2 separate regions of the Homo sapiens genome follow, and region 1 is linked to region 2. The links are chromatin contacts, found by Hi-C or POLR2A ChIA-PET in ENCODE. All regions are on one chromosome and are shown on one strand. Each heading gives the region's core, a stretch centred on a gene start or an enhancer-like site at or near the end of the contact. The rest is flanking DNA. Distances are from core to core; before and after follow the strand shown. Region 1 overlaps BABAM2 (BRISC and BRCA1 A complex member 2). Region 2 overlaps BABAM2 (BRISC and BRCA1 A complex member 2).

Region 1 (4,520 bases), core at 1,599-4,098, 68 kb before region 2:
AGTTCAGGGGTACACAACTGAGCCCAGTGGAACAGACATAAGACAGTTGGTCTACGCCTGATCTGTAGAGTACTAAGTATGGACTGTTTCCTGCTATACAGACCACAGAAGAAGAGGATTTGTATGAAATTTCTCATCTGGTCTACATGAGCTCATGCTGGATTTCAACCACCTGCAAAATGAGAATCCTAATAAATACAGAAATATTTTTCGTGTTTATGTTAGTGATTCATCTGACCCTTTGATTAACCTCAACCAAAAGTGAAATTCAGACTCTGAAATCAGACTTCATCTTCAGAATAAATTCACTCTATCCCCTGTAAGAACCACATATGTTTACAATACAATATTAAGGGAAATCATATCACTGAATATTGAATGGCTTTTTCATTTTAACATAAAATAATTCTATTAGTGGGCAAAACAGGCACACCTGGTAATATGAACTTATGAGTGAATGATGGCCTCATCACAGTGTAATGAAATGTCATTGTAGCAAATCAATAGGGTATGCAGTCTAACTCCATACTACTCAATATTTTCAAGTTCTACCTTCCCTTTTATTTGTTTGAAATGATAAGGTAAAACTATATTGATGCTGGTGAAGAGTATCCTAACCCTAGGAATTCAGGAAGTTTATTTTTGTAGTTAGACTATCAATTATAGGCCTAGTAATTAGATGAGGAGCATCCAAATGCAAATAATATGTAAAGCAGCTCCTAAGGCAAACTTCCTTTGAAGAGCATAACCACATGTTACAACAACTTTAGGAATGTAGATATTAAAACCCTCAACAAGTATTCTGGATTGCTTCTGGTGTGCTGGTAGGTTTCTGTTTCTGTTTTTTTGGCTGTTGCTTTGTGTTACACAAGAGTTTCTCCTTTTTGGTCATTGTTGTTTTACTCTTTTTGCATGAACTTTAAAGATCCAGAAGGACATTAGTGTTGCAATGTAGATATTTTATCTATAGAAGAGACATCATTTCACAGTAATGCAGGGGTTAAACAACATTACTGTTTTGGCAAATAGATTCCACCTTTCTCTTAACTGACTGGCAAGGAAAATAAGAACAGCATATAAAGTTAGAATTCTTAAAATAAAAATATGATAATTTGATGCTGAAGAGATAAATATGAGATTATGAGCCAACAAACATTTTTTTCCTTTGACCCTTCAAGAATATGAGCAGAGGCAACATCAATTTCAAATAAACAGGAAGACTGCTGAAACTGATAAGGCACAGTAAATTAAAACAAAGCACTGTAACTGTAAATTGTGGATTATATAAATCAGGTACTTTCATATGCTGTTGAACTTGCCTCTAAATGAGCTGAAAGAGAGTTTTAACTGGAATACATGGAGGAGGTCCTGAGTATATGCTATAAGGGTTTCTTAGAAGACTGCTTACTAGTCTAATAGAGCATAGTAATTGCCAAAATCAAATTAATTATGCTTGGTTATCACAAATCTAATATATATATTTTCCACAACAGGATTGTAGAGAAACTGATAGAAATTGATGATTTCCATTCTTATTTGGACTTTACAACTCTTGGGTACAAAATGGAGAACTAGTCAACTGGAAACTAAAAACGAAAGTTTAATGAAGTACAAAAATCCTATGTTTTACTTAGCGAAAAAGAAAATAATTTTCCTCTTTAGATGGACTGTATAGACCAGGAACAGTGGCTCACACCTATAATCCCAACATTTTGGGAGGGTGAGGTGGGAGGACCACTGAGACCCTTTCTCTACAAAAAACAAAAAATTAGCTTGGCACAGTGGTGCACGCCTGTAGTCCCAGTTACTCAGAAAGCTGAGGTGGGAGGATCACTTGAGCTTGGGGTGAGCTATGGTCACACCACTACACTCCAGCTTGGGTGACAGAGCAAGACCATGTTTCCAAAAAAAAAAAAGATGGAATGTATTAAAAAAAATTCCCTAACCTTTTCTATGGTTTATAGTTTATATTCTACTAAGTCATACTTATAACCATTATAAAAATTAATATCTAATATTATTTATTGATTAGTATAATATGCAAGCAAACTTGTACAAAGATTCTGTCTTTTCTCTAGGCAGTTATGAATACCATTAATTCTCTGAACAACATCAAATTAGGAAGATAGAAATTTTTCTTATGCTAGATTGCAATTAAAGAACCACAAGTACAAATACAGCACAGAGGGAGGCCAGCCAAATCTTTTTGTTTGTTTGTTTTTTATCTGTTGTTTTTTGTTTTTTGAGATGGAGTCTCACTCTATCACCCAGGCTGGAGTGCAGTGGCTCGATCTTGGGTCACTGCAACCTCTGCCACCCAGGTTCAAGCGATTCTCCTGCCTCAGTCTCCCGAGTAGCTGGGATTATAGGAGCCTGCCACCATGCCCGGCTAATATTTGTCTATTTTTTTTAGTAGAGACAGGGTTTCACCATGTTGGCCAGGCTGGTCTCAAACTCCTGACCTCAGGTGATCTGCCCACTTCAGCCTCCCAAAAAGCTGGGATTACAGGCATGAGCCACCGCGCCCGGCCAAGGGCCAGAACCTCGAAGGCAGTGGCTAGGGTGTTTGCAGAATGGAGTGGTGACTAATATTGCATATTAGGTAATTTATATGAGAGTCTTTCATTCCAGTAACATTATTAAATAAAAGCGATTTTTCCCAAAGTTTAATTCACTTATAATAATTTTATTTTAATATGGAAAACTCACTTCTAAATGACTTTCACAGTTACTATTTTAGCTTTTAGGCAGCAAAACAGCTCAATGGAACTTCATGTAAGAAATATTTTTAATAGAATTCATCATCTGAACAAAATGCTGACAAACCAGTCATACAAATATTGAGTTAAATAATTACTTAAAAAGCTCACTTATATTCTCATACTGAAAATCATATATTTTTACCTTGAGAAGGTATGTGGGGATATTGCTGAAATCTACGGGCAGCTTCAAAAGGAAACGAGCTGAAAATTCACCAGTCTGTAAAAAGAAAGTTATAATAATAAGATTAAAATCAAAAATAGATTATGAAGTGACAATTATAGCCAAGGCCACAAGTTCAACCTGTTCAAAATGCAGGCATCTTCAATTTGGTTTTCCTAACGTTAGGCAAGAAAAGAAGGTTGGAAAAGTAGGGGAGGATCAGAAAGAGTTCTTAAATTATTAGTTACTAAAAAGCACAATTTGAGTTTTTAAAATCTGCATTTTAAATGTACAATAAAATTATAATTTAGCAGAATTGCCTTTTTGTTTCTTAAAAGTATGAAAAGAATATATGAATGTATGATTATTATTTTTTTAATCCCAAACAATAAAGACAGACCTACCCCTTTGATTCATTTGTTTTTATTAAAGCATTCAGACCACATCACTAATATTTATAAACCACAAGGCTGATGGCATACACCACCATCCTTTCTGGATGTACATGCAAAGGTCAAACTTCTACCTAGCAGTGGGTATTCAAAATAAGTTTCTCATCTCCTGAAAGTCCACTATATCATTATCATTAACTGATGTTTTTCATAACTCCCTCCATGAACTAATCTCTATAGGAAAGAGGTACGGAGGTTTGGCGATTTAAAACATTTAACTAAGCTATAAATAATAGCTTCTATTTGCTAAAACAGAAAACTCATTTAAAAGAAAAACGTCTGCCTCTCAATTTTTATGACAGGAAAGCCTAGGGAATCACTTTTTTTTTTTTTTAACTTTGTCATAGTCTAGAGGAGGAGTTTTCAAACTAGATCATGCAGAGATCTAGAGGTGCTAGAGAACCTCTGCAAAGGTAACAAAGATGCGTCCTGACCTGGTGGAATCCTCGGTCTTCCATCCTGTCTCACTGCAAGTGTGCAGCTCAGCCTGGTATTTTGACATGGTGTGTTTTACTTAGACATATTTGAAAAAAGAACTCCAGAAATGATCCAGAACTACTCAGAGTGGATGTCTATCCTTTTAATATTGTAACTACCAAAGAGTTCCCGCTCTTTAAAAAATGAGCAGCACAAACTCCCCTAAACACATCTTAAAACATAGCAAGCGTTTACAAATATTTGTATGAGTGGGTGGATGAATGCACCTAGGCACACATGCATAGCACTTTAGACAGTTTCACCACAGCCTCCACTCCATTCTACAAACACCCTAGCAAGTGGTTTCAAGGTTCTGGCCCTTGCCCGGGCATGGTGGCTCATGCCTGTAATCCCAGCACTTTGGGAGGCCAATGCAGGCAGATCACCCACGGTCAGGACATCGAGACCAGCCTGGCCAACATGGTAAAACCCCATCTCCACTAAAGAATACAAAAATTAGCCGGGCGTGGTGGCACGTGCCTGTAGTCCCAGCTACTCGGGAGGCTGAGGCAGGAGAATCACTTGAACCTGGGAGGCAGAGTTTGCAGTGAGCCAATATTGCACCATTGCACTCCAGCCTCGGCAACAAGAGCGAAACTCCGTCTCAAAAAACAAAAAAGGTTATGGCCCTAATTTTAAAACTCTGATCTAAACCTTAAAAATACAGAC
Region 2 (5,150 bases), core at 1,167-3,666:
CACAGATGTGCATACTGGACACCTGGGGAGTTATACAGGAAGTAGAAAACATAGTACCTGACCTCAAGGCAGAGACAGTAGAGAAAAGACCAACACAAATCATATAGAAGAGCAATAACATCACATTTCCTTTATTTCACCCTGGAGCAGATGATATGAACACAGAGTACAGATTACCTGGACACTGCTTACTCCAACTTTTCATAAAATGGAAGAGTATGCAGGAGAACAAAGAAATAAAAGCAGGATCAGAGGTGCTATAAGGCGAGGTTTAAAAAAAAGGAAGAAGTGTTACAACCACCTAACAACAAAATAAGAGTTTCAAGTCTTATTTTTCATTACTCCCTGAAACTTGCCAGGCTATAACAGTGGGAGCAATGGGGGCAGAAGTTCCTTCCTTTCAAAATGCACATCAACAGTGCTTTATAATATGACACATACATGAAATCACAGAAATGTTAAATACAAAGTAGATTTTATTTACACGCTTGTGCCTTAGCAGCTGACAATTTTTAGAAGGTATCAGCACCATCTCAGGAAGGCTCACTTACCAGATATGCAGAGTGGACCATATCTCCTACTCCCTAATTACAGAAGGAACACAGCCTGTCCACAGGATACTTGCCTTATTCCTCACCAGTGAAATATTATCATACTATTTTGTCTATCAGTTTCAATAACTGCCAGGAAAACATAGTTTCTAAGAAACAATTCAATACTAATACAACTAATACAATCACTAATCATTAGAGAAATACACATCAAAACCACGAGATACCATCTAACATCAGTCAGAATGGCTATTACTAAAAAGTCAAAAAATAACAAAATGCTGGTGAGGCTGCACAGAAAAGGAAATGCTTACACACTGTTGGTGGGAACATAAACTAGTTCAGCCACTGTGGAAAGCAGTTTGGAGATTTCTCAAAGAACTTAAAATAGAGCTACCATTCAACCCTGCAATCCCATTACTGTGTATATACCCAAAAGAATATAAATCATTCTATGAAAAAAACACATATACTCATATGTTCATTGCAGCACTATTCACAATAGCAAAGACTTGGAATCATCCTAGATGCCCATCAAGAGTGAATCTGATAAAGAAAATGTACATAGGCCAGGCGCAGTGGCTCACACCTGTAATCTCAGCACTTTGTGAGGCTGAGGCAGATGGATCACCTGAGGTGAGGAGTTCGAGACCAGCCTGGTTAACATGGCGAAACCACGTCTCTACTAAACAAAAAAATACAAAAATTGGCTGGGCATGGTGGCGCATGCCTGTAGTCTCAGCTACTTGGGAGGCTAAGGCAGGAGAATTGCTTGAATCCAGGGGGTGGAGGTTGCAGTGAGCCGAGATTGTGCCGCTGCACTCCAGCCTGGGCAACAGAGTAAGACTCCATCTCAAAAAAAAAAAAAGAAAAAAAGAAAATGTGGTACATATACACCATGGAATACTACACAGCCATAAAAAAGAATGAGATCATGTCCTTTGCAGCAATATGGATGTAGCTGGAGGCTATTATCCTACCAAACTAACCAGGAACAGAAAGCCAAATACCACATGTTCTCACTTGTAAGTGGAAGCTAAACATTGGAGTATACATGGACACAAAGAGGGGAATAATAGACACTGGGGCCTACTTGAGGGTGGAGGGTGAGAGGAGGGTGATGGTCAAAAACCTACCAATCGGGTACTTTGCTCACTATCTAGGTGACTAAATCTTTTGTACACCAAACCCCAGTGATATGCAATTTACCCACGTAACAAACCTGCACATGTAACCCCAGAACCTAAAATGAAACTTGAAAAAGAAAAAAAGAAAAAGGTAAATGACTGGTTTTCTGCCAATGATAGATTATTCTTATCAGTTGCTGCATTAAATGATTACTGACTGAAACTCCAAGTATGGAAGTGAGAGTCAGACAAGAACTTTGTGGAAACGCCAGTTTGAAGGAGATAGTCTCAACAAAAAGTAAGTTCAAGCAATAGAGTTTGTGTCCGTCCATTTTTGCATCACTATAAAGAACTAACCGAGGACTGGATAATTTATAAAAAGAGGTTTAATTGGCTCACAGTTCTGCAGGCTGTACAGGAAGCATGGTGCCAGCATCTGCTTCTGGCAAAGACCTCAGCAAGCTTACAATCATGGCAGGAGGTGAAGGGAGAGCAGGCACATCACAAGATGAGAGTGGCAGTGAGAGCAAGAGGAGGTGCCACGCTCTTTTAAACAACCAGATCTCACATGAAGTCAGAGCAAGAACTCTTTCATTATCACAAGGACAGCACCACACCATTCATGAGGGATCCACCCCCATGACCCAAACACTTCCCACTAGGCTCACCTCCAACACTGGAGGTCACATTTCAACATGATATTTGGAGGTGACACATATCCAAACCATTTCAGAGCTTTACGAAAAACTTTGAAGAGGTGACTCATTTCCAAGAGTTAGCTCTAACCCTTAGTGTGTCCTTACACTGAAATTTAATATCTCTCTGAAAATTCCATTTGCTGGTTCTGAGAACTTTATGGGACAAGTTTAATTTATCTGTAATATCACAGCCCTTCAATTATTTGAAGGCAGTTCTCGTGACCTATCTTTCAACCCCACTAGGAGTCACCTCTTAGACAGGCTTACTATCCCAGTCTCCTTCACTATTCCTCATCTGACTTGTTTCAATTTCCTTCATCATTTGGCTCTCTCCTCTCTGAATATGTACCAGTTTGTCTATAGCTCTCTTAGAGGATAACACCCAGATCTCAAGATAAGATTCTAGGTGTGTTCTAAAGAGCACAGAAACAAATACAAAAATCCATGCCTTAATTTATGTATTAAACTTCTATTGATAAATGGCATTGTAAGTTAAAATAGCTTTTTTGGCAGCCTCATCAGTAGTGACTCCTATTATGCTTCTTATTAACTAAAAGCCCTAACATTTTTATGTATTTACCACTGCTAAGCTACATATCCCTCTTCTTAACTGGGACAACTAAATTTTAGAATCCATTTTGAAATTTTAAATTTATCTGTATTATATTTCAGTATCGCTAGATTTACCTATTTAAAGTCCATCATGATATTCTTAGATTCTACTCCAATTTTGGGTTGGCACTCCTAACTTCAAATTATAAACATACTGGCTAGGCATCCTTCTGGAAACCTCCCTTTATGACAATTTATAAACAATAAACAATCTTGGGTGCAATAATTTAAACAATAATGTCTAACCAATAATAATATGAACTTAAACATTCATCACAAGTTTGTCAAGGAACTTGTCAACTGCCTCAGCAATGTAGGCTGTTGTGCCTACAAATGCAAGGATGCCACTAATTATTCCATTGCACAGCATTCTTTTCATCTTGAGTGGTAGAGTTTAATTTCCAATATCAAGGAAAAAGACTCTAAGGAATTACTACATCTGAGAGTTGGCATATTTACATGAATTAGGCTCTCAAACAAAATCTGTAGAACAAAGGATGGAAGTAGGGGGCAGAGGCTAAACTTAGGTCATTTAAATTTGCCTCCTCTTCTTAGAAGACTTCCTTCTGCCATATCCCTCTCCTAGACTTCGGACCACACCTAATCCTTCTTTGCACTTCTAATATCTGAAGCAGTGCTATGTAATAGAAATAATAATGCAAGCCACATACATAATTTTAAACTTACCAGTAGCCACATTCAAACAGTAAAAAGAAAAAAGGTGACATAAAAATTATAAACTATTTTTTAACTTTATACACAGTAAAATTCATCTTTTTCTGTACACCTATAAGAGTTGTATAACATGCAGAGATTTGTGTAAACATCACCAAAATTAGGATACAGAACAATTCTATCACTCTCCAATATGTCTTCATGCTATCCCTGTGTATTTAAATATTCCGACCATTCCTTATTCCTGGAAACCTCTGACCTGCTCTTGGCCCCTTCAGTTTTGCATTTTTCCAGAATGCCATATAAATGGAATCATGCAGTATGTAACCTTTTGAGACCAGCTTCTTCTTTCACTTAGCATAAGGCATTTGAGACTCAAATTGCTGCATGTATCAATAGCTTGCTCCTTTTTTATAGCCTACTAGTATATTCCATTGTACAGATGTACCATAGTTTGTATATCCATCTACCCAATGAAAGACATGTAGGTGATTTCCAGTTTGTGATGATTATGAATGATGCTGCTACAAACATATATGTACATGTTTTGCGTGAATGTACATTTATCATTTCTAGATAAATGTTTAAGACTGGATTGCTAGGTCATATGATGAAGTGTATCTTTAACCATAAAACAAACTGCCAACCTTTTTTCCTGAGTGACTATTACATTTAGCAAACCAACAACGCATGAGAGTTCCAGTTTCTACACATTCGTGCCAACATTTAATATGGTCAATTTTGTTATTATTGTCATTGATTTTAGTCATTCTAACAGGTACATCATGGCATCTCATAATGATTTTAATCTGCATTTTCCTAATGACTAATAAAGTTGAGCATCTTTTCATGTGTTTATTTGCTACCTGTATATATTCCTTGGTGGAGTATCTGTTCAGATCTGTTCCCCATTTTTTTTATTGTTGTTGGTTTTCTTAATGTTGACTTTTGAAAGCTACATATTCTTGAAATTTGTTCTCTGTTAGATACATGATTTGCAAATATTTTCTCTTACTGCTTCTTGTCCTCCTCTTCCTCTTAACAGTCTCTTCAGCAGAGCAAAAGTTTTAAGCTTCAGTGAAATCCAATTTATCAACTTTTTTCTTTTATGGATTATGTTTCTACTGTTGTATCTAACTCAATGCCCAGCCCAAGTCACAAAGCCTTCCTTCTATGGTTACTTCTTGGATTTTTATGGTTTGAAATTTTCCATTTAAGAATGTGATTCACCAATTTTTGAACATGGTTTGAAATATAAGTCAAGGTCCTTTTTTTTGCATGTAGATGTCTACTTGCTGAGAAGACTCCTTTTGCCATTGAAGTGCCTTTGCGTTTTTGTGGAAAATCATTGACCATATTTATATGGATCTATTATTGGACTATTTTGTTCTATTGATCTATGGCTCTTCTTTTGCCAATATCACACTGCCTTGATAATAAGTCTTCAAACTGAGTAGTCTGACTCCTCCATTTTTATTGTTCTTTTC

What was found. A loop is a pair of places that touch in the nucleus more often than their neighbours do. ChIA-PET counts read pairs that join two places held with the same protein, here RNA polymerase II (POLR2A). Pooled maps may share reads with other maps.
Region 1: a map of Calu3 shows a loop between it and region 2 (2.0-fold over the local background). The contact joins two enhancer-like sites. A Hi-C loop is called at or near these places in 5 of 168 maps with a recorded cell type or tissue (Calu3, ascending aorta, astrocyte of the cerebellum and 2 more) and 1 of 50 pooled maps. POLR2A ChIA-PET finds 5 or more read pairs at or near these places in 5 of 52 experiments (CD4-positive, alpha-beta T cell, CD8-positive, alpha-beta T cell, MCF 10A and 2 more).

The regions. Positions count from the first base shown.
Region 1 is chr2:28,044,184-28,048,703 of GRCh38, reverse strand. BABAM2 (BRISC and BRCA1 A complex member 2) reads right to left here. Exons shown (of 12, transcript NM_199191.3): 6 at 2,905-2,979. Among named protein-coding and RNA genes, the nearest start is that of MIR4263, 50 kb to the right of the region's middle. Within about 2 kb of position 2,848, at least 2 of the 41 ENCODE cell types and tissues checked have a DNase peak (open chromatin) inside an H3K27ac peak, as active enhancers do; they include PC-3, where a contact is called at or near this core.
Region 2 is chr2:27,975,302-27,980,451 of GRCh38, reverse strand. All of the region lies in intron 3 of BABAM2 (BRISC and BRCA1 A complex member 2), which reads right to left. Among named protein-coding and RNA genes, the nearest start is that of MIR4263, 18 kb to the left of the region's middle. Within about 2 kb of position 2,416, at least 7 of the 41 ENCODE cell types and tissues checked have a DNase peak (open chromatin) inside an H3K27ac peak, as active enhancers do; they include PC-3, where a contact is called at or near this core.